Regions from separate parts of the Homo sapiens genome. Here region 1 is linked to region 2. Evidence: chromatin loops called from intact Hi-C (ENCODE). Cell type or tissue: MCF 10A. All regions are shown on one strand. Links, peaks and the distances in the headings refer to the core of each region. The heading gives the core; the rest is flanking DNA.

Region 1 (9,380 bases), core at 1,381-9,380, 180 kb after region 2:
ATGGTGCCTGACCTGATGCAAGGGACTTGGGTGCGGCGGTGCAGATGGAGACCTGGGCAGAAGGAATAGCACGAGCAAGTAGGGCAAATGTGAAGAAACAGCATGATCTACGGGAGGAACCGCGGGCAGGTGTATGGAGGGAATGACAGTGTAAGGAAGGTAGCAGCAGGGCTGAGGGCTGAGGTCATTTGCACATGAGGTCCATGGGCAGAGACGCATGGAAGGGTTTTCGCCAGGGCGTCCCATCCAGATGAGCATTTCTGAGAGCTCACTCTGAGAGTGATGCTGAGGTGGATGAGACTGGTCATACAGAGTGACCAATTTGACAGTAGCCCAAGCTGTTGAGCTTATGTTACTACAGTGGTGATAGAGGTGGAAAGAGGCTATGTACTGGAGCACTAGCTAAGAGGTAGCCCGGTGAGTCTTGGAGACTGAATGTGAGGGGTGGGGAGGAAAGGTGGGAGGCTGAGGGAGCTCTGAGCCTGGCTTGAGTGCCCAAGGGGTGGCATTCACTCAGATGAGGATAGCAGGATGATGAAGGCGTCAGGGTGGTTGGTGGGAAGAGGAAGAGGAATTCAGCTTAAGAGCACTGGGTTTATTTAAATGCCCCGGGGGCATCCAAATAAAGATGTCCAGGAGGCACCTGTCTGTGACTGTGAAGCTCTGGGAGACAGATCAGGCCTGAAGATATGCATGTGATGCCTGTGGAGCTATTTAGCCTATGGGTGGTTGTGGCAATGGTGAAAGTGTTGCAAAAGACCGCACCGAGAGGAAAACGCACGACACGAGGGGCCGGCCAAGCGGAGGAAGATGGGAAAGCTAAATTCATGGAGCATGGCCAGGTGTCACAGAAGCAGTGGGGGACAGAGGTTGGCCCCGTCACATGGCAACACAGAAGTCATTGGTGGGACCTTGGCCAGAGCCACTTCCTAGCGTGGTGGGGGCAGAAACATGGTAGGGAGTTGAGGTGGACACAGAGGAGCTTAACCGCAGATCCAACTTTCTCTTCCCCAGTGGGGTTTTTGGGGAGCGGCTTCCGCTCCGTTACTACCTCTCAGCTGGAATGCTGCTCAGTGGCCTTTTCACCTCGCTCTTTGGCCTGGGATATTTCTGGAACATCCACGAGCTCTGGTACTTTGTGGTCATCCAGGTATGAATCACCGTCTTGCACTTGGGCCTGTGTTGCCGTCTCGGGAAGGACCTGGGAGACCGCAGCTCACAGCGGGTGGGAGCCTGTGTTCCTGGCTCCCTGTCCAGTGCTCTCTATTACACTGCACTGAGTTCTACCTCCTGGCCCCACTGCCCCCGCATTTGTTCACTCAGAGAGTTGGCCTTGAGCACAACGCTGTGGTCACTTCCAATGCACGAGAGGCTTGGTCTCTGCTTGAACAATCTTGAGCGAGAGAAGCCAGCTCATGCCATTGAGGAGGTGTGGCATGTGTGTAAGGGAAGGGTAAGGTTTGTAGTGTGGGGTATGGAGGGCCCCTTGGCCACGAAATTGAACCTCCTCAGCCCAGGGTGGTCAGAGCAGGGAGCCAGTCGCACAGCCCAGGCCTGTTCCCACCCTCCCTTCTCTCTCCCTGCAGGTCTGTAATGGACTCGTCCAGACCACAGGCTGGCCCTCTGTGGTGACCTGTGTTGGCAACTGGTTCGGGAAGGGGAAGTGAGTGTAACAAGGGAGGAGGAGTGGGAAGGATTGGGAGGGCTGGGGGTCCTGAGCTGGTCACCGTGGCCTCTGATGTAATTTCAGAGGGAAGGGTCAGAAAGCGGCCTCCACGTTGCTGTTCACGTGCTTAGAAGTGGCTAAAAGCAGTGCTGATTTTCTCACTGATGAGGCTTTAACCCATAGAGCAGGCAACCTTAGTTATGTTTTTTTCTAATAATAGATTAATTTCTATTTTCAACGAAGACAAAAAGAAGCCTATAAAACTTCCGCCCTGCCCCCCAACCCCGACCCCGAATTGGCTTGTGTGCAAAACAAAGTTGCTTTGGAGAAGGAGTTCTCACCCTTGGCACTACTGACTTTCTGGGCTATTGGACCCTTGTTTGGGGACTGTCCTACCACTGCAGGCTGTTTAGTAGTAGCCTTCCTGGCATCTGCTCACTGGATGCCATAGCACACCCTGAGCTGTGACCATGAAAAATCTCTAGCTGTTACCAGATATCCCTTGGGGGTAGGATCACCCCTGGTTGAGGACAGTGCTTTAGAGTGAGATCGTGGGACAGAAGAGAAGAACGAGGGCCGGGGCCCCCATGCCCTCAGTGTGGCTAGAGCTCCCATCGGCACTCACTCAGGGAGCTGGGCAGGCGGAGCGAGACCACAGGCCCTGCAGCCACCTGCTTGACACCATCCAAGGTCTCCCACTCCTTGCTGACTTGGGGCTTTGGGGCTGTCTTTGGTGCCTCGGGGAAGCTGTAGTCAGCCCAGCTTTAGAGCTTGGCTGGGGCAGTTGCTATGAACAATGTGCTTTGCTTTTTACTTTTTATACCTCTTCCCTTCTCTCCCTCCCTTCCAGGCGGGGGTTCATCATGGGCATCTGGAATTCCCACACATCTGTGGGCAACATCCTGGGCTCCCTGATCGCCGGCATCTGGGTGAACGGGCAGTGGGGCCTGTCGTTCATCGTGCCTGGCATCATTACTGCCGTCATGGGCGTCATCACCTTCCTCTTCCTCATCGAACGTGAGTGGGCCCCTCACTCCCCACAAGTGAGCCTAGAAGTTCTCGGTTTCTGGGAGAAGGCAGCTGGATCTACTGGAAAGATTGCTGGTCACAGAGTGGGAGGACCAGCCGTGTGACTTTGGACAATCTTTCAGAGCCTTTATTTTCTCATTTGTAAAATAATAATAGTAATAATAATGTCTATTTCGTAGGATTTCTGCAGGCTTAACTGAGACACCATAGTTAAAATGCCAGGCCCACAGGAGGTGCTTGGCAAGCATTGGTTGAATCTGAGAGGTGTGATCAGGGAGGGTGGAGTTGAAGGGACATTGTTACAGTGACCAGGCTCTCCACTTGCTGCAGGTGGTCTTGTGCACTAGCCAGGCCAGGTATGAGAGCCACTCTGTAGCTAAGAGTACTAAAGTCCAAGAGGCAGTAGTGACACTGCTGGTTGTTAGGAAAGCCAGGCCTAGAAAGCTGTCTCCTGAGCCCCAGGCCCCGCTCCCTCCTGCTGGGACACACACTGGCCACCTTAGGAGCTGGAGGCGGGGCTGGTTCCCGGGATGGCTTAGATCCAGTGCAAGGTGAGGGCCTGGCAATCACCTCGGGATTGGGGGGGCGGGGGTTGGGAAACTTCTTAGAAAGCGATTTTTTTTTCTAGACCCAGAAGATGTGGACTGCGCCCCTCCTCAGCACCACGTGAGTGTGAGCCCTCCCAGCCCTATCCCTGCCCTCCAACTCCATCCAGAGGGCTGGACCCGGAGAGGCCTGGGGAGCTAGAGCAGGGAGTTCTGGCCCTCACTGACCTCACCGACCCAGTGCTAGGCCCATGGGTTGGCCCTACAGCCTGATGAGTCTGGCAGGTCAGTCCAGCCCGAGACGAACGTGTGCCTCCCCATCCTGGGAGCCAGTGTCTCTTGCCTGGGCTGCACCTTCAGCTGGTGGGAGGCAGCACATGGACGCACCCACAGCAGGGCTCATCTCCTCTGCTCAGGGTGAGCCAGCTGAGAACCAGGACAACCCTGAGGACCCTGGGAACAGTCCCTGCTCTATCAGGGAGAGCGGCCTTGAGACTGTGGCCAAATGCTCCAAGGGGCCATGCGAAGAGCCTGCTGCCATCAGCTTCTTTGGGGCGCTCCGGATCCCAGTAAGAAGTTTGTGGAATGGAGGAAAGAGAGGGGCTTTCCAGATTTTTTCTGTTGGTGATGAGGAGATGGGGTGCTTGGGTGATCTATTTTTCTAGAACTTCTTTATAGGGGAGGTGTAAGTTGGGCAGCCTGCTTGGGGAGGGCAGTGTGGGAGATTTGTCTTGAAACAACCTTGCACAGTGGTCATGTTGCTTTTATTGGGACTGGATGTGTTGGAGGCTGCCTTGTGTGGCAGGTGATGGAAAGTACTGGGGTGGTGCTGAGCACCCCTTGGGGCCACCACTGAACCCAGGACCTCTGGACCCCTTCCCATGTGCCCCCTGTTGCACTCCCCAGGGCGTGGTCGAGTTCTCTCTGTGTCTGCTGTTTGCCAAGCTGGTCAGTTACACCTTCCTCTACTGGCTGCCCCTCTACATCGCCAATGTGGGTAAGTCCAAGAGAAGGGGAATGAAGGGGTCTCTGAGGAGGCCAAGGCTGCCTCTGGTGGGAGAGGAAGCCCGTCGTGGTGATGCCTGTGATTCCAGTATATAGGCAGAATTCCTGCTGAACCTCTCCTAGAGTGAAAGGAGCTTGATTTAGTTGTTTACTTAAATGAAAGCTAAACCCAGCAAACTACCCCCTAGACCCTGACTCCAGCCACCTTTTCTCCCCTTGGAACTGAGCTGGGGGTTAGGAACTCAGAGCTCTGTTCTGCAATTCTTGCTATCTTCTTCTCTAGCCCTTAGTGTAGGAGAAACCCCCTCCAGGCTGCTTGGCTCATAGGTGGTAGCATTGGAGGTGCTAGGGAAGGCCTGCCTGCTAGATCTCTCCCCCAGCCCAAGGAAGAGGGCCTGGTGAGTGACCCCACTCCTTGTAGCCTGGTGGTGACCCTGGTGGTCTTCTCCCCGTGGGACCTAATGTGATCGATGCCCCTGTGCCTGGATCTGCTGGGCTGCACTGGTGTTCTGTCCTGTCTCATGGACCTACTCCCGTCTGCTCCTGCCCAGGGATGTATAGATGAGAAGAGCTCATTTGAAAAAGGATGTTTCATGTCCACCTGGCCTGGGTCTCTGCTTTTCCATAGGTCAGGCTGCTCTACCAAACAGCAGCCCACCCCGCCCTGCCCAGCCCCCAGGAGCCTCCAAGCTCCACCAGGGCTGAGGGCCTGTCACCCAGTACTGCTGCCCTCCCTCCCAGCCCTGGGGAGGAACAACAGTGCCTTGCCACACATTGTGCTCGCTCTGAACAGGATACTGTAGGAATTAGTCATGGCCAAGTTCAAGCCATAGCTTGCCCCGCAGCTCTGTCGGGGCCTCTCTCGTGACAGTGTGGAGCACTAGGGCAGCTTTGTGGACACCGTGACTCTTTGTTTTGTGGCCTTGGTGCTGACTTCAGAGTATGAGGCACCCTCGAGGGTGGGGCTACAATCTCAGCTTCTGGACATTCCTTTTTTAAAACATGGAGCCAAGGCCTGTGACCTGAGGCCCCTGTGTCCCTGCAAGTCTCCTTCCTGGCTCTGTGTATGAGCACAGCCTAAGGTAAACGGGAAGAGTTCCTAGTGCTGCTAGGGCCGGAGTGAAGCAGAGAAAGGGCTGGGCTGAGCTTCAGGTTGCGCTCCAGGGGAAAGGTGGCCACGGGACAGCAGGCTCGGGGGCCAGATCCCAGAGCTTGCCAGGGAGGGCTTGTTCTGAGAGGTGAAGGTCATCCTGCAGGGGAAGAGGGCAACACAGGACGGGACCAAGAGGGCGTCTATCCAAACTGCTGCATTCTCACCCTGTGGCCCTGGCCAGCCTGCTCCACAGGTCCCCAGCTCTTCCTCGGAAAAGGGGGCAGTGGTCTGGATCACGCTCTGCAGGGCTTCTAGCTGTGACACTCCAGGATGTTTGCCCCAAACCCCAGGTCTGACCACATACCTGTATTTTCCACAGCTCACTTTAGTGCCAAGGAGGCTGGGGACCTGTCTACACTCTTCGATGTTGGTGGCATCATAGGTGAGGCCTTGCCCTGCTCTGCCAGCAGGCTCCCTTCCCCTCTTTTCTTGTGGGGTGCAGGAAGAAGGGACAGGTCCGATGGGCTATGACCTGGGTAGGTGGCACCAGAGGAAAAATGGCTCCTGGGTTTATTCTCAGCTCTGATCCTGCCTGGCTGGGTGGGCCTAAGAAAGATGCCCTTTTGTTTGGTCTCCAGTAGTGATGGGCACTACAGGAAGGGGAGGGCTGTGGAAAAAGCAGCTCTGCTGGTTCTTGCTGACAGGCCCAGGCCAGCACTGGGGCACAGCTGGGGTGCCAGGCGAGGGGATGGCAGGGTCCTGTCTGGGAGTCAGTGCGTGAGTGGCTGTGTGTTCCAGGCGGCATCGTGGCAGGGCTCGTCTCTGACTACACCAATGGCAGGGCCACCACTTGCTGTGTCATGCTCATCTTGGCTGCCCCCATGGTGCGTATAACCCCGAGGGTGAAGTGCGAATGCATGTGAGCAGGAGCCTGTGTGGGCCTCTGGCCTATGTGCACGTCCACGCGTTACACACATTGATGTCGCTGTGTACGCGTGCACATGCATCATTGTGCACACACGGGGGAGGAGAAGCGAGGGTCAGCAGAGGCACCTTGGAAAAAGAGCCAGACTGCAGACTTTAGAGGGGGATTCATGACTCTTTGGCCTTGGTAGAGGAGACCGCCTCCTAAACTTCTTGATCAAGGAAAGAAGAGATTGAGGTTGAATCTGAGAGAAGACTGTTTGGAGAAAGGGAGATGATAGAGTACCACGTTTTAGACCGTCCATCCCTGGGACATTTAAAGACCAGAGAAATCTGCATAGGCAGGGGAAAAGGAATAGGATGCCCTCTGGGGTTTCAGGGCAGGAGATGGTTGTTGCAGACCTCAGGGCTCCAGGCCAGCAAAGGGATTCCGGGTGACTCTGCCTCTCCCCTCTCCTCTCTCAGATGTTCCTGTACAACTACATTGGCCAGGACGGGATTGCCAGCTCCATAGGTGAGGAGGAGGTTGCAAGTCCTGCCAGGCCAGGGGAAAGGCACTGCCTTGGGGGCCCCATGAGGCTGGCCCACGGGGGGCACTGACAGGTGGAGGGGCTGGGAGGGCTGAAGGCTGGAGAGTGCTCCTGCCTTGGGGTTGGGGCTGCGGGTGGTGCTGCTTCTCTGACTGGCTGTCTCTATGCTGTCCCAGTGATGCTGATCATCTGTGGGGGCCTGGTCAATGGCCCATACGCGCTCATCACCACTGCTGTCTCTGCTGATCTGGTGAGTGGGGCCACCTCCCGAGGGCCAGGGACCGTTCTGGGGGCTTGGTCAGGGCCACCATCTCCAGGTCCATTTCTCCCTGTCTCCCATCCCGCAGAGGAGAAACCGTCAAAGTCCTTCAGAACGCACCATGGGCCCCTCTCCTCTCAAGCCCAAACCCCAGTTACCACCTTCCCTGAGTCAGCCCCTCTCCTGTCCTGGTTCTGCTCATGCTGCTGCTCAGCTGGGCTTCCCCACTCCACTGTCTCTCTCCAGGGGACTCACAAGAGCCTGAAGGGCAACGCCAAAGCCCTGTCCACGGTCACGGCCATCATTGACGGCACCGGCTCCATAGGTCTGTGACTCTAGCTCTGTTGTGGGCCGGCCCCTAGGCATAGTGCCCTCCGGTGGGCAGGGGAGGTGCAGGACCCCTGCTCACGAGGCTGTGCTCCATTCAGGTGCGGCTCTGGGGCCTCTGCTGGCTGGGCTCATCTCCCCCACGGGCTGGAACAATGTCTTCTACATGCTCATCTCTGCCGACGTCCTAGCCTGCTTGGTAAGAGTCTTGGGGTACACAGATAGGTATTGAGGGATGCTCTGTCCTGCCAGACTGGAACCCTGGAGGTCCAAAGCGTTGGCCATTTGGGGTTCTGGGGCAATGAGAGCAGCTGCCCTTTGCTCAGAAGCACTCTCCCTCCCCCGAGTGACCCCTTGCCAAGTGGCAGCGTGTCTCTCCCCCTTCTCCACTGCCAGTCCACGGGTCACCCTGGTGCTGGGCACTCAGTGCTCAGTGCTAACAGTGCCCTCCCTTCCCTCTGTGCCTTGTGCTCCACAGCTCCTTTGCCGGTTAGTATACAAAGAGATCTTGGCCTGGAAGGTGTCCCTGAGCAGAGGCAGCGGGTGAGTCCGGGGAGCTGAAGCTGCCCCTCTACCAACCTCATTTCTCGTGGGAATCAGCCCAGCGCTCAGTTTCTCCAAACGCAGGCTGAGGCTCGACCAGCCCAGACCTGAGGAGCACTGAGCCAGTCCCTGGGTGGCCCTCACCCTGCTAACCTGTCCTCTGTTGTCCCCGTGTATCTCTATAGCTCTAGTATGGTCCTAACCCACCAGTGATAGTATTTTCCTCAAGTCCCATGACTTTTGTGAGTATTTACTTCGAGTCTGTGACTCGAGTGCCATTTGAGTGGGGGCTGCATGCAAATCCTCTGTCCTGCAGTATGACTTTTTCCAACTTTCTCTTTCTTCTTGTGGGCCAGTTGTAAAGACTTTCAACCTCAGCAGAGCATGGTGCTTGGGAAGTGTTTTCCAAGGGGTCTGAGATGCCACAGAGGTTGGTGGCCTCTTCCCTGAGGGACAGTGTGAGAACTTTGGACATGCCCTCGGGGACAGAGGAGGCAGAAATAGGGAAACCAGTTTCCCTCTGAGCTGCGACTGAGCTGCAAGTGCCTCCTGAAGTTCAGAAACCAAGGTCATCTGGCCCCTCTGCCTGGGGTATGCAGAACAAAAGCAACTACCAATCAAAGTCTCTGAAACAAATGTGAATCAAGCATGGGTGGCTGGCCTGGTGTGCTCTCTGCCTACTGTCTGGTGGTGGTGGATGTGGTGGTGGCATCAGCAGGTCAGTGGCTGAGGCTACACAGTGCTGGTGGTCTGATGGTCGGGCGACCCTCTCCCGCTGGCCGTCCTGAGCAGGAGCCTCGTGCTAACAAGGAGGCCGCTAATGAGCTGGCCGGAGCTGTGGACCTGGGCTGGATGGCAAATGTGAGGAGGAACCCCCGGGACATGGTAACCAGCACGCATCTGGGGACACACTTCCACTTAAGGAAGACACCACCCAGGGGAGAGAAAGTGAGAGCAGGAAGACACACAACACAGGAAGCACGCAGAGCACCTGTCCTGCCCTGCCCTGCCCTGCCCTGGAAGAGGGGAGCAGGGGGCTGGACTGCATGACCCAAAGTTCCTGTGCCTGTGCTCCTTGGAGCCAGGCCTGAGGGTGGGAAGGGAAGAAGAGCAGCAGAAAGCGAGGAGGATTTAGTGAGCAACTGCTCTGTCCTGGAATTGTGTCTGGCTTTAGACGTGTGAGCTTGCCTCGCAGCAGCCTCTCATTGAAGGTGAGAGACAGAGGCTCAGAGCTCGGGCACAGCCTAACACTGAAACTGGGCCTGGGGTTTGTTTGCTTTTCTCTGGACTGCCACCGCTGTCCCAGGCTGGTCCTGCTCCATGGGAGGCCTGTGTGTGAGGTGTGCAGTGATTTATCAGAGCAGACAGAGCACTGTGCTTGGAATCCAAAAACCCCTGGACAGTCCTGCTTTCTCCACTCACTCCATGAGACCTTGGGCATAGCACTCCATCAGACCCA
Region 2 (10,988 bases), core at 1,743-9,742:
TCGTCTCATGCTGATTATTCTCCACCTAGCGGGTGAGGCAGCAGGAGAGGTGGGGTGACAAGAGTCCTGGATTGGGGGTTTAGAAGGTTTTATGAGTTTCAGTTTACTAGTCTGTCAAGTGGTGTGATAGGAATATTAATGACAGAGAAATGAACTATCAGTTGGAGTTACAGGAGAGATTCATGTACGACAGTCCCAAACTCCCTGGCAGGTAGACTAGTACTCCATTCTTCTCTGTTGCAGCTCCACTGTCCCTTGCCACCCTCCCTTACTTCAGACCTCCCCTTTCACCTCTCACCTGTGTTTTAGGATGGCATCCTCACTGGTATATCTGTACAGACCTGGGAGAAGGCAGGAGGAAAGCTAAATCCAGAGGCTGGATCACCTGGTCAGAGATCCAAAGCCCCTGCACCATTCTGGCTGGATGCTGAGGAGGCCTGTATACATGTGGGTCCCCCTCAGACTCTCACCTGGGCCCAGGTGCACCCTAGCTCGGCGCCGGCGGTGGATACACACGGCGGTGCCCAGAAGCAGCAGCCAGAGTGCAACACCGCAGGTGGCAATGACCTCAGGCCGCTTCAAGGTAGCCCTCAGCTGCTCCAGGGTCCAGGGACCATGCTCACTGGGTTCTTGGGTGGCTCGCTCCATGGCCTGCTCTGTATGGGATGCAGAGCTCAGAGGGAGAGGGAGTCGAGGCATTGAGGGCCTGGCAGGCAAGGGGGAAGAGCTGGAAGTGTGAGGCGGGAGCAGGGAGAGAGGAAGGCGGGATGCAGGCTGAAGGGTAGGGTGGGTCTGTGGGCACTGCCCTCACCTAAAAGGAGGCAGACAGGTCTACTGGGCTCCCCAGCTCCAGCACCAGTGACTGCAGCCACTTGCACGCAGTAGGAGCCTGGCATATGGGTGGCGATTTCCAGCTGGGTCTGCTCACCAACTACAGTCCAGTTGGCTGGTGGCAGTGATGTGTTGCCCAGGCTCCAGACCTGAGGCACAAGCAGAGGTGAACAGCTTCCCCAGGCACCATCCCAGAAGCCAAGCCCTTTATCTGCAGATCAGACTCCAGGGGTGTGGTTATTCTGCCCTGCCATCCACTTGGGGAATGCACCCAATTTCCTATTCCCCTCCTATTCTCCCTACCAAGTGAGAGATACCTCTCTCTAGATCAACAGTAGAAGGGCACAAGCAAGCTGCTAAAACACATGTAACATAGCAATTCTCAAACAACAGCGTGCTTCCAAGTCACCAGGGGGGCCTGCTATAGTACAGTTTGCCAGGCCCATCTCTGAGTTTCTGATTTATGAGGCCTGGGAAAGGATCTGAGGGTTTGTATTCCTAACAAGGTCCTGGGTGAGGCTGATGTTGCTGCTCTAGAAGTCAAACTTTGAGCCCCACTCCCTGACTCACAGCCTGGTTTGATCTACTCTGTTTCTTATTCCTGTGGCCTTTGCCCCACTTTCCATGTCTGTAAATTGGGGATAATACCCCAGGGTGGACTGTGAGGTAAAACGGGATCATGGAGGTCAAGTGCTTGGCAGGGTCTGGAAGCCAGTGGGTCCTTGCTCAGCAAAAGCAGGTTTCCTTTGCTTCTCTGCCCAGGTACCTTTCTCAGTGCCCAGAGCAAGGGTATGCAGAACTCCAGAGAAAAGAGATGTCCTGGCAGCAGTAGGAAGGGCTATGACAGCTAGTGGGGGTACCTGGTAGCCACGGATGATGCCATTGTGGTTTTCAGCAGGTGGTGGGACCCAGCTCACAAAGACAGTGCCATTGCCAGGCTTTAGAGTCACTTCCTGAGGTGGGGCACTGGGCACTGGAGGGGTGGAAGAGAGACTATGAGGGGCTCTGAGGGAGAGGACTCTAGGGAAAGGAGCTGGGCTGGGGGACACAGCGTCAGAACCCTACTGAAGAGACAAGAAGCCTCTTGAAGCTCTGCTGGCCTGGCCAGGGCAGAAGGGAGTCCCAGGGTAGGACCCATAATCTCCCCTCAAGACTGAAGCAGAACAGTCCAGGGGCCCCCAAATAAGAAGGAGCCAGAGGGGATATTGTTGGCTTCTGAAGGGATCAGGCCCTGACCTTTTTCCGGCAGCCTCAGGAGCAGCACGTTGCTGTCAGGGCCTCGAGCCCGGCCAGAGGATGGTCTCACTTTGAACTCGTAGTCTTGGCCCCAGTGGAGGCCTCCAAGCTCTGCGCTCTGCCAGCCGGCCAGCAGCTCCTCTGCCCACGGAGCTCCCTGGCCTCCCGGGGCAGTCTGGGTCCTGAACAAGGCCGTGTAAGATTGGGCAGGCGCAGCAGGGCCACTGACCTGGGAAGGAGTTTCGAGGAAGGGCGGGGGGTCAGAGAGCTCAGGAACGCCCTTTCTTGAGCTCTGGATCGGCTTTTACCCTTAGCACCTGGTCCTCACCTTCCAGCTGAGCCACACCGCCGGTCTAGGCTTGGGGCCCTCTGCAGGATCCGGGTTCAGCAGTGTCACATTTTCCAGCTGAATTCGCACAGCCAGAAGCTCCACAGGCTCCGTGTAGTCCTGGGGCTCTGTGGGGAGGATAGGGCTGGGCTGGGGCTTATAGGCCAGAGTGACAGAACTGAGGCGTGGAACATCCCTCAGCCAGGGAGGAACCCCAGGGAACCCAAACTCCCAGAGTCTCCAGGTCTTGAGCATTCCGATTTCTACTCTAGCAGGGGGGAACCTCCCGCTACGTGAGACCCCCAGCACTTTGACCCTGACCCCACATACCTTAACCCCAGCCCAAACCAGAATACACCACCCCAACTGGAGCCTGCAGCCTGGCTCTGATTGTAGCCCACCCCTGCCCTTACCCTGGATGGAAACCCGGGCTGCGCGGCTCTCCCTATGTCCTGCGCTGTTGGTGGCCACACACATGTAGGTCCCTTCGTCACTCTTCTCTGCTCTTGCCATCAGCAGGGACCCCCCGGACACCTGTCAGGGCCAGGTTCACTGTGAAGTCTCCTATGTGGGGAGGGGCTCTGAGCTGGGGGGAAGTTTGAGGCCCCCTGCTCTCCCCTCCTCAAATTCTACCGGAGGATGCGGGGCTGGACGGCAGGTCAGTCCATCAGGGTGTACCCAGGTCTGCCCAGGCCAGGATGAAGTGTGGGGGAGGGGGCCACACTTACTGTGTGCCTTCCGGGCTGGAGGGCCAGGGGTTTCCCATCTTTCCACCATGAGACTGTGGGCTCTGGGTGGCCCCAGGGCGGCCCACATTCCAGAGTAAACTGCTCACCCACCACAGCCACCATGTCCCGAGGCTGGATCTGGAAATCCTCCCGGAGGACTGTGGGGAGGATGGAAGGTGACACGGAGCAGGGCCCAGGCCTCTTCTCTCTCCCTTATCACTCTTGCCCCCTTCTGCTTTGCCCACCTTCCTGGCCTCCCATTTAGGGCCAGCCCCGCCCCAGCTTGCCCTCCCAAGCCTTCCAGCCCAGGCCTCTGCTCACAGGTATCCCACTGACCTCTCAGATGTTCCCTTGAACATTCAGCTCAGATGTCTCCACCCAGGTTTGCCCCACCCTGAAGCTCCCCTCCCAGGCCTCACCAGCCACAGACAGCCGAGCGCCTCTGCTGACTGCCGTGCCAAGCCGGTTGCTGGCCTCACATGTGTAGACACCCAGGTCTGTGGACAGGGCCTGGCCATCGTGGGCATGTCCCCGGGCAGGGGGCTGTAGCAGCAGAAGGGTCCCATCAGGCAGGAGGTGGTGTGGGTCTGGGGGCACCATGCTCAGGGGCTGCCCATTCAGCAACCAGCGGATGGTGGGAGGTGGCTGGCCTGAGGCTTGGCAGCTCATCCTGGCAGGGCCAGGGCCCTGGAACAGCTGGTCCTGGGGGTGGACTAGGATCTGGGGCGGGGAGTCCTGAGCCATGCCTCCTGGGAGGGAAAGGGAGCAGAGCCCAGTCTGATCACCAGCAACACCCCAAATTCCTGGCCCACCCCTCATCTGTCTTCTCTTGTGTGCGAGTTTGCCAGAAAACCTGTAATCTGAACTACTAAAGGTTGCCTCCCAAAGAACAAGCCAGCTAGGAGGAGAGAGGGCCAGCATGCACAGCATCCAGGCCAGGGCTTGCATAGCATGTTCGCTCTCTCTCTCTCTCTCTCTCTCTTACTTTCTCTCTTTCTTTCTTTCTCTCTCAGTCTCTCTTTCCTTCTTTCTCTCTCTGGTGTGTGCGCACATGCACAAACACACATACACTTACACACACTCATCATCATCATCCTCATCCTCATCTCTGGTCCCCCCACTGCAAAAGGGAAGCAGGCAGTCAGCAGGCCCCTTCTGCCCTGAGCAGGCCTTGGATGGAGGAGCATGGGCCAGGAGAGGGAGAGCAACTCACCCATGATGAGCAGGAGCAGCAGAGGCAGGGAACCCCTGCCCCCCAGGAGGCTGTCTCCTCCAGAGCCCATGGCTACTCTCAGCCCTATGTCCTTGTCCCGAGCACTTTGTCCTGCTGCTCTGAGCTCACAGTGAAGAGGGAAGGAGGGGCGGGGTGGGCCGGTGGTGGTTGTTTGTGACCGAGACTCTGCCCCAGGAGGGAAGCGGCTTTGAGGAAACCGATGCTTCCTGCCTGGCCCTCAGTGCCTTGGAGAACTGGGAGGAGACCAGAGGCGAGAAACTCTCTGACCTCGACCATTTAGCTATAACCCCCGACCCTAACTTCAGCGCTAAGCTTTATCTCATGATCTACTCGGGGATTTCTTACAGGGTATCCTTACACTAACCAAAACTCCGATCAGAGCCTTAATCCTCTATTTAAATCTTATCCCTGGATCCCAATCCTTATCCCTTTGACACCTGCTAGAGAAGAGTGAAAACCCCAGGAGTCTCAGGACACAGCAAGAAGCTGAAGACAGAGGGCAGTGGGGCTGCAGGCTGGGGAGGCTGAGTGAAGTGGAGCAGGGGTGGATTGTAACACCCTCATCCATTTCCCCAGTGCCAGATGGACCAGGAGGTGGCGTAGGGTGGGAGACAGGAAGGACTCAGCATCTGGGACAAGCTGGGAGATTACCACAGGGTGTGTCCATATTCAGCTCAGAGATGGATGAAATAAGCTTCTGTGGAGAACTTGGGCAAGTCAGTTTCCTTCTCTGTAAAATGGAAATAATAATAGTAGTTCCTACCTTGAGGGATAAAGTAATGATGAAACACATAAAGCATAAAACCACTGGCATCCAGTGCCTGACTCATTATGAGTGATCCGTAAAGCTGAGCCAACATTGTGTATTTCTTTTTAGGCCCATCCCATCACTGAAACTATTGGAGGATCCTCGGCAGGAGTATTTTTCAGGCCCTGGAAAGGTGGTTGGAGTAAAAGACCTTTTAAGAGTCTTTCCAGTCCCAAGAGCCTGTGTCCATATATGTAGCAGACAGGCCTTGCAGGTTTTGAGCCTACAATGTCAGCTCTTGCCCGCTGCCTCCTTTCCCCCACAACCTAGACAGAGGCCACACTCCCCTGTCAGATCCCAGCTCATGTTTACTGGCCTCTTCCTTCCAAATCTGGAATCTCAGCCATTTCCTGGAGCTGTTCCCGGAAGGCCAAGGCCAGGCTCTGGGGCTCAGCGGAAGAGTATCCAGCCTTTGTTCCCAATTGTTCCTGGCCAGCTTCTCTGCAGGGCCCCTAACCCAGCTGACGCCCTCCCTTCCTCCCCCTTCCCATCCTGGCTTCGGTGCCAGCCACAGACTAACAGCCTGCCAAGTAGAAGTCTCCTTCACTCCTCCTCTTTCCTCTCAAACTCAGACCAATACTGACAAAGACAGAACTGGAGCAAGGAAACACCATGGTCTCTACAAACTGGGGAGTTTGCAGAGGCTAAAGAATAGGCAGAGTGAAAGTCATGGAGTGGCAGAGCTGGAAGGATAGGAATTGGGGCCAGAGAACAGAATGTCACTACCCTTGGCACCTCTAATTCTGAAATCCCAAATTCTGTTCTCTGGCCCCAATTCCTACCCCAAATTCTGTGGGTGTATCCTTACACTAACCATAACTCCAATCAGAGCCTTAATCCTCTATTTAAATCTTATCCCTGGATCCCAATCCTTATCCCTTTACCACCTGCTAGAGAGGAATGAAAACCCCGGGAGTCTCAGGACACAGCAAGAAGCTGAGGACAGAGGGCAGTGGGGCTGCAGGCTGGAGAGGCTGAGTGAAGTGGAGCAGGGGTGGATTGTAACGCCCTGGTCCATTTCCCCAGGGGCAGATGGACCACTAGGTGGAGTAGGGTGGGAGACAAGAAGGACTCAGAGCGTCTGGGATAAGCTGGGAGATTCCCACAGGATGTGTCCATATTCAGCTCAGAGATGGATGAAATCAGCTTCTGTGGAGACCTTGGGCAAATCTGTAAAATGGAAATAGTAATAGTAGTTCTCTGTAAAATGGAAATAGTAATAGTAGTTCCTACCTTGAGGGATAAAGTAATGATGAAATACATAAAGCATAAAACCACTGGCATCCAGTGCCTGATGCATTATGAGTGATCCGTAAAGCTGAGCTAACGTGTATTTATTGTGGGGCAGGCAGAATGGAGTCGAGTTTATGGGGTCAAGGATCTGTGGGGCCAGAGTGATGAAGGGGAGATTCATGTGACACTGAAGTCAGCTGAGGATGAGACAGGAAAGGATGTGGTGGGATTGGAGGATTTACTGCACAGGAGGCCAATTTGGGATTTCCCAGGTACAAAGCCTCCAAGACTGTCTGACTCCCTGACTATCAGCTTATCAAGAATGTCACTGTCAGCAGTCTGCTTTTAGTCTCCTCTGCTTCTACATTGGTTTTGGGGACACTAATTAAGTGCTCGCTAATGTTTTAATGCCAACTGGATTTTACTCCAGTCTCCACAATCCAGAAAGACGCTAGGTTTCCCTCAGGGGAAAATAAGGCAAATCTCAAAGGAATTCCAATCCATCACTAGCCCCGTCCTCAGCAGGGTGAGAAAGGAGAGGTGAAACGGTCTGTGTGCACCGCAGGGACAGAGCCCCAGAGGCTCCTGCAGCCCGAGGAATGTCCCCTGCCCCACAGTCACATGCCCCGTGCCTGGAGATCACCTTCAGCAGAGCCTCACCCTACTCCCAGGTTTTGGAGAGCTAGGTGCTAACACCTGAAGGTGATTGGAGGGGCAGATTCCTCAGTTGTTCCTGCAGGACACTAGAACTTTTTCTCCAGGGCACTCAGAGTGACATGCGGTGGTGGCCGAGGGGACTTCCCAACAGTAGGGTATGTCTGGATGGCTCCCAGAGACTGCAGGGCTCATTTCCAGCAACCTGGTGCATCCGCATCCTCATTGTCTCATTTCCACAAACTAAGGAAGAGCCGACTGCATGAGTCATGGGGATGATGTGGCTTGGTGGGAGCCGCCCCAATTGCTATTTCAGAGAAGCTCTGTTCTGGGGCTCTGGTGATGTGCTGTCCTGGTGACCAGTTTAAGCAGTGCCTTCCTTCATCCCTAGTTCTGGTGTTTTGTGTTTTCTAACTCCCCCTTCGTTGCTTGTAAGAGGGAGAAGAGAGGGGAAGCACCAGGTGCCCTTCTGAGCAAGCCTCCAGAGGAAATTTCTCTTCAATGTCTGGCTCCTGGCTTCTTTGGCTTTCTGCTCTGTGATCTCTGAAGATGCAATCTGAGACTCCTGCTGGCCAAGCTGGTGGAGAAAAAGGGATAAACTCAGGTGGGATTTGGAGTCAGTTACACTGGGGTTGAGATCCTGCTTCCACTTCTTATTGGCAGAGAAATCTTGAGTAAGTCACATAACCTCTCTGAGTCCCACTGCCCTCATTTGTAAAATGTCTGCATGAGGTTTACAGACAATGGACATGAAAGTTCTCTGAAAACACTAGATATGTGTTAGTTGTCCTTTGAGTGTTCTGGGATCAGCATGCCTGACCAACACAGCCATAGCCAGTCCCAGCTACCCCTTGATACTCTTTTTGGATTTGAGACTCACACTTTTTGCCTTCTTGTTTTTTCCCCTTTTTTGCTTGAGTCTGCTTGGTCTCAATCTATAAATTCTCAAGTTTGTTCCAAGATGCCAACAGCTGGAGGGAAATTGAGTCAAGAGAGAAGACAGTAAAAACCTCCTCTTAGCTGGCTGGAAAACTCACCCTAAGGCCACTTCACTGGACAGCATCTATTCCCTAGTTTCTGGTCCCATCAACATCATGGGTGATTTTAGGTGCTTGGAATCTAAAATCACATCGAATACTCTCAACCCTACATTTTCTTAACTTTCTCGACACCAATGACTATGGATCACACCTAGCTTAAACATTGCCCAGTTGGAGATTTCAAGGGCTGCTGACATCAATATTTAACCATTTGCTCACATGTCCAGGAAGAAGGGGAGATCTGTTACTGTGCTTTGTGTTCACCCTGTCAATGCCCTCCAGTCAAAGACCATCAGGAACATACCTATTGTTGAACAAGTTGATTTACTTCTTGCAGCTTGAGAGAGTGCATGCCATGGAGAACTATGGAATGTCTAAGTAAGAGAGATGTTAGAAAGAACCTATTCTAGGATTTGGGCTTTGATTGGGTGATTTCGTGGAGGGTCCAGGGAAGTGAGGCTTCACTCAAAATTGGGTGCTGTTGGGAAGAAAGGACATGCAATGATTCTTTGCAGAGGAGTGTCTTTGTAGTATATCAAGTGGGTCTTTTTCTTGAATATGTAGTATATCAAGTGGTTCTTTTTCTATTATAAACAGTGCTGCTCTGAATCTCTATTTTATATATCCCCTAGTATAACCAGTTAAGAGTTTCTCTAGAAAATAAACCTAGGAGTAGAATACCTAGGTCTTGAGATGTACAAATATTCCACTTTTGATGAAATTAGCAGATGTTTCCCGAGTCAATTGTACCAATGTCCTTGAGCCACGTCCTCAGAGCAGTTGGTGGACTTCTTAATTTTTGCGACTTTACTAGAAGAAGTGATATTTTATAGTTGTCTAATTTGCATTGCCTCGTTAAAAAATAATGAAGCTGAGCATCTTTTCAAGGGTTTACTCACAGTTTAGGTTTTATCTTCTGGGAAATATCTACTTCTACCTTTTGCCCACTTTTCTATTGCTTATTTGTCTTTTTCTCAATAACTCTTAGGAGTTTTTATGTATTCTGGGTAATAATTCTCTGTGGATTAAAGATGTTGTAAAAACAAGTTTGATCTCATATTTTATTTCTTTATGATATAACAGAAGTTGTTAATTTTACTGTAAAGTTATTAATATTTATTTTTATGTTTAGTGTATTCTTTCTACTTTTAAAGAAAACTTCATCTACACTAAAGTAAATATATTATTCCATATTTTCTTCTAAAAGTTTAAACATTTTACACTACAATTTTTGAACTATCGCTAATTGATTATTTTATATGGCTTGATGTAGGGATATATTTTTTTCAGATGGTAGCCTATTATCCCAGCCCTATTCATTGCTTAATCCCAGTGACCTGCTATGATTCATTCATACATCAAATGTTCATGTATACATAGCTTGTTTCATTAACCTATTGTCTATTCCTGCATGAATACCACACTTTATCTATTACTAGAGCTATATAATAAGTTTTGCTATCTGGTAGGGTGTTTCTCCTCCCTCCTTTCTTTTTTCAGGAGTATCTTGGCTATTCTTGGGTCTTCTGCTTGTTAAGTTCTTTGAAAATATTGTGGAATTTTTATTGGAATTGTTTGAATCTATAGAAAGAACTAACATTTAAGTCTTCATATTCAGGAACATGTGTACCTCTTTTTAACTTTAGATCTTCTACAATGTATTTTAATAAAGTTTTATAATTCACACTATATAGATTTTACACATATTTTGCTAAATGTATTATTAGCATACTTGTTAAACATTGTGTTGCAGATTATCTGTAAAGATAGCTGCAATAATCCCTACCATCCTGATGCATATCCATTTACAATGCTTTTTTCCTGTCTCATGAAGAATAAAATCTATTTTCCAGCCCCCTGAAGCTGGGCTGGCCTTGTGAATTGCTTTGGCCCACAGAATAGAGTAGAAGTGATACCACAGAACTTCCAAGAGTAAGCCTTAAGAAGCTTTGTGGCTTCTGCTTTTCCCTATTGAAACACTTCCTAAGATGACCATGTGAAGAAGCTTGGGTTAGCCACATAGAGCAGAGATGAACTCTTTTAGCCAACAGCCAGCATCAATCACCAGACGTGTGAATGAGGCTATCCAAGGTGTCCAGCTCCAGTTCAAATCCCTAGATAATATAGTGACCACAGGCAGCACCAGCAAATGAATTGCCCACCTGAGTAGGCAAATTGCTGACACAAAGAACTGCAAACAAATGAAACGCTATTAAGTCACACAATATTGGGGTGGTTTGTTACAGGGCAATAAAGAACTGAGATATCCTGATATTAGAAATAATGGTTTGTAGATTCTTTTGAATTTTCTATGTAGAAAGTCATAAAATCTGAATATGTGACAGTTTTGGTTTTTTATTTCCAAACTTTATATTGTTATTTCTTTTTCTCACTTTACCAGTACAATGTTGAATAGGAGTGATTGCATCTTTATTTACTTCTTCATTTTAAAAGGAATGTTTCTTGTGTTTCACCATTAAGAATGATGTTTGTTGTTAGCTTTTATGGATACTATTTATCAGGTTTTACAAGTTTCCTTTACTTCTAGTTTGTTAAGAGATCTTAATCATAATTAAGTATTAAAGTTTACAAGTGCTTTTTTTGGGCATCTATTGAGATAGTTTGTCTCCTTTAATCTGCTAATGTGGCAAATGATATTTATGAATTTGCTAATGTTAAATTATTCTTGCATTCCTGGGAAAAATAGAGTTTGGTCATGATAGATACCCCTTTTAAACATTCTTGGATTCACTTGCTTATATTTTGTTTAGAATGGCTTGCATCTATGTTCATGAAATTGACCTATAATTTTTTTCCTCTTACTTTCCTTGTTTCATTTTGATATCACGGTTGCGCCAATCTCAAAGGATGAGTTCAAAAGTATTCACACTTTTTA

The links. A loop is a pair of places that touch in the nucleus more often than their neighbours do. Peaks named below come from ENCODE experiments on the same cell type or tissue, not always from the same donor. Only the 100,000 strongest peaks of a DNase experiment are listed, where the experiment ranks them.
Region 1: a loop joins it to region 2, with 11 times the contacts of the local background. A loop is called at or near these places in 1 of 110 quality-filtered maps.

What each region holds. Positions count from the first base shown.
Region 1 is chr11:125,078,098-125,087,477 of GRCh38, forward strand. SLC37A2 (solute carrier family 37 member 2) reads left to right here. Exons shown (of 18, transcript NM_001145290.2): 5 at 1,015-1,150; 6 at 1,587-1,663; 7 at 2,517-2,683; 8 at 3,324-3,361; 9 at 3,657-3,809; 10 at 4,147-4,237; 11 at 5,718-5,780; 12 at 6,137-6,222; 13 at 6,728-6,776; 14 at 6,969-7,042; 15 at 7,298-7,376; 16 at 7,480-7,577; 17 at 7,857-7,921. Among named protein-coding and RNA genes, the nearest start is that of SLC37A2, 19 kb to the left of the region's middle. RefSeq lists enhancers at 3,453-4,002, 4,430-5,629. In MCF 10A, for the core only: no CTCF peak of the experiment used is centred there; a DNase peak (open chromatin) is centred at 5,064.
Region 2 is chr11:124,893,390-124,904,377 of GRCh38, forward strand. It overlaps ROBO4 (roundabout guidance receptor 4), which reads right to left and starts at 4,476. Exons shown (of 18, transcript NM_019055.6): 1 at 4,337-4,476; 2 at 3,543-3,872; 3 at 3,124-3,281; 4 at 2,809-2,929; 5 at 2,396-2,523; 6 at 2,068-2,296; 7 at 1,692-1,804; 8 at 812-980; 9 at 471-656; 10 at 299-341. The coding sequence starts at 4,406. All of the region lies in intron 1 of LOC107984406 (a long non-coding RNA gene), which reads left to right. RefSeq lists an enhancer at 4,369-4,991. In MCF 10A, for the core only: no CTCF peak of the experiment used is centred there; DNase peaks (open chromatin) are centred at 5,192, 5,552 and 7,322.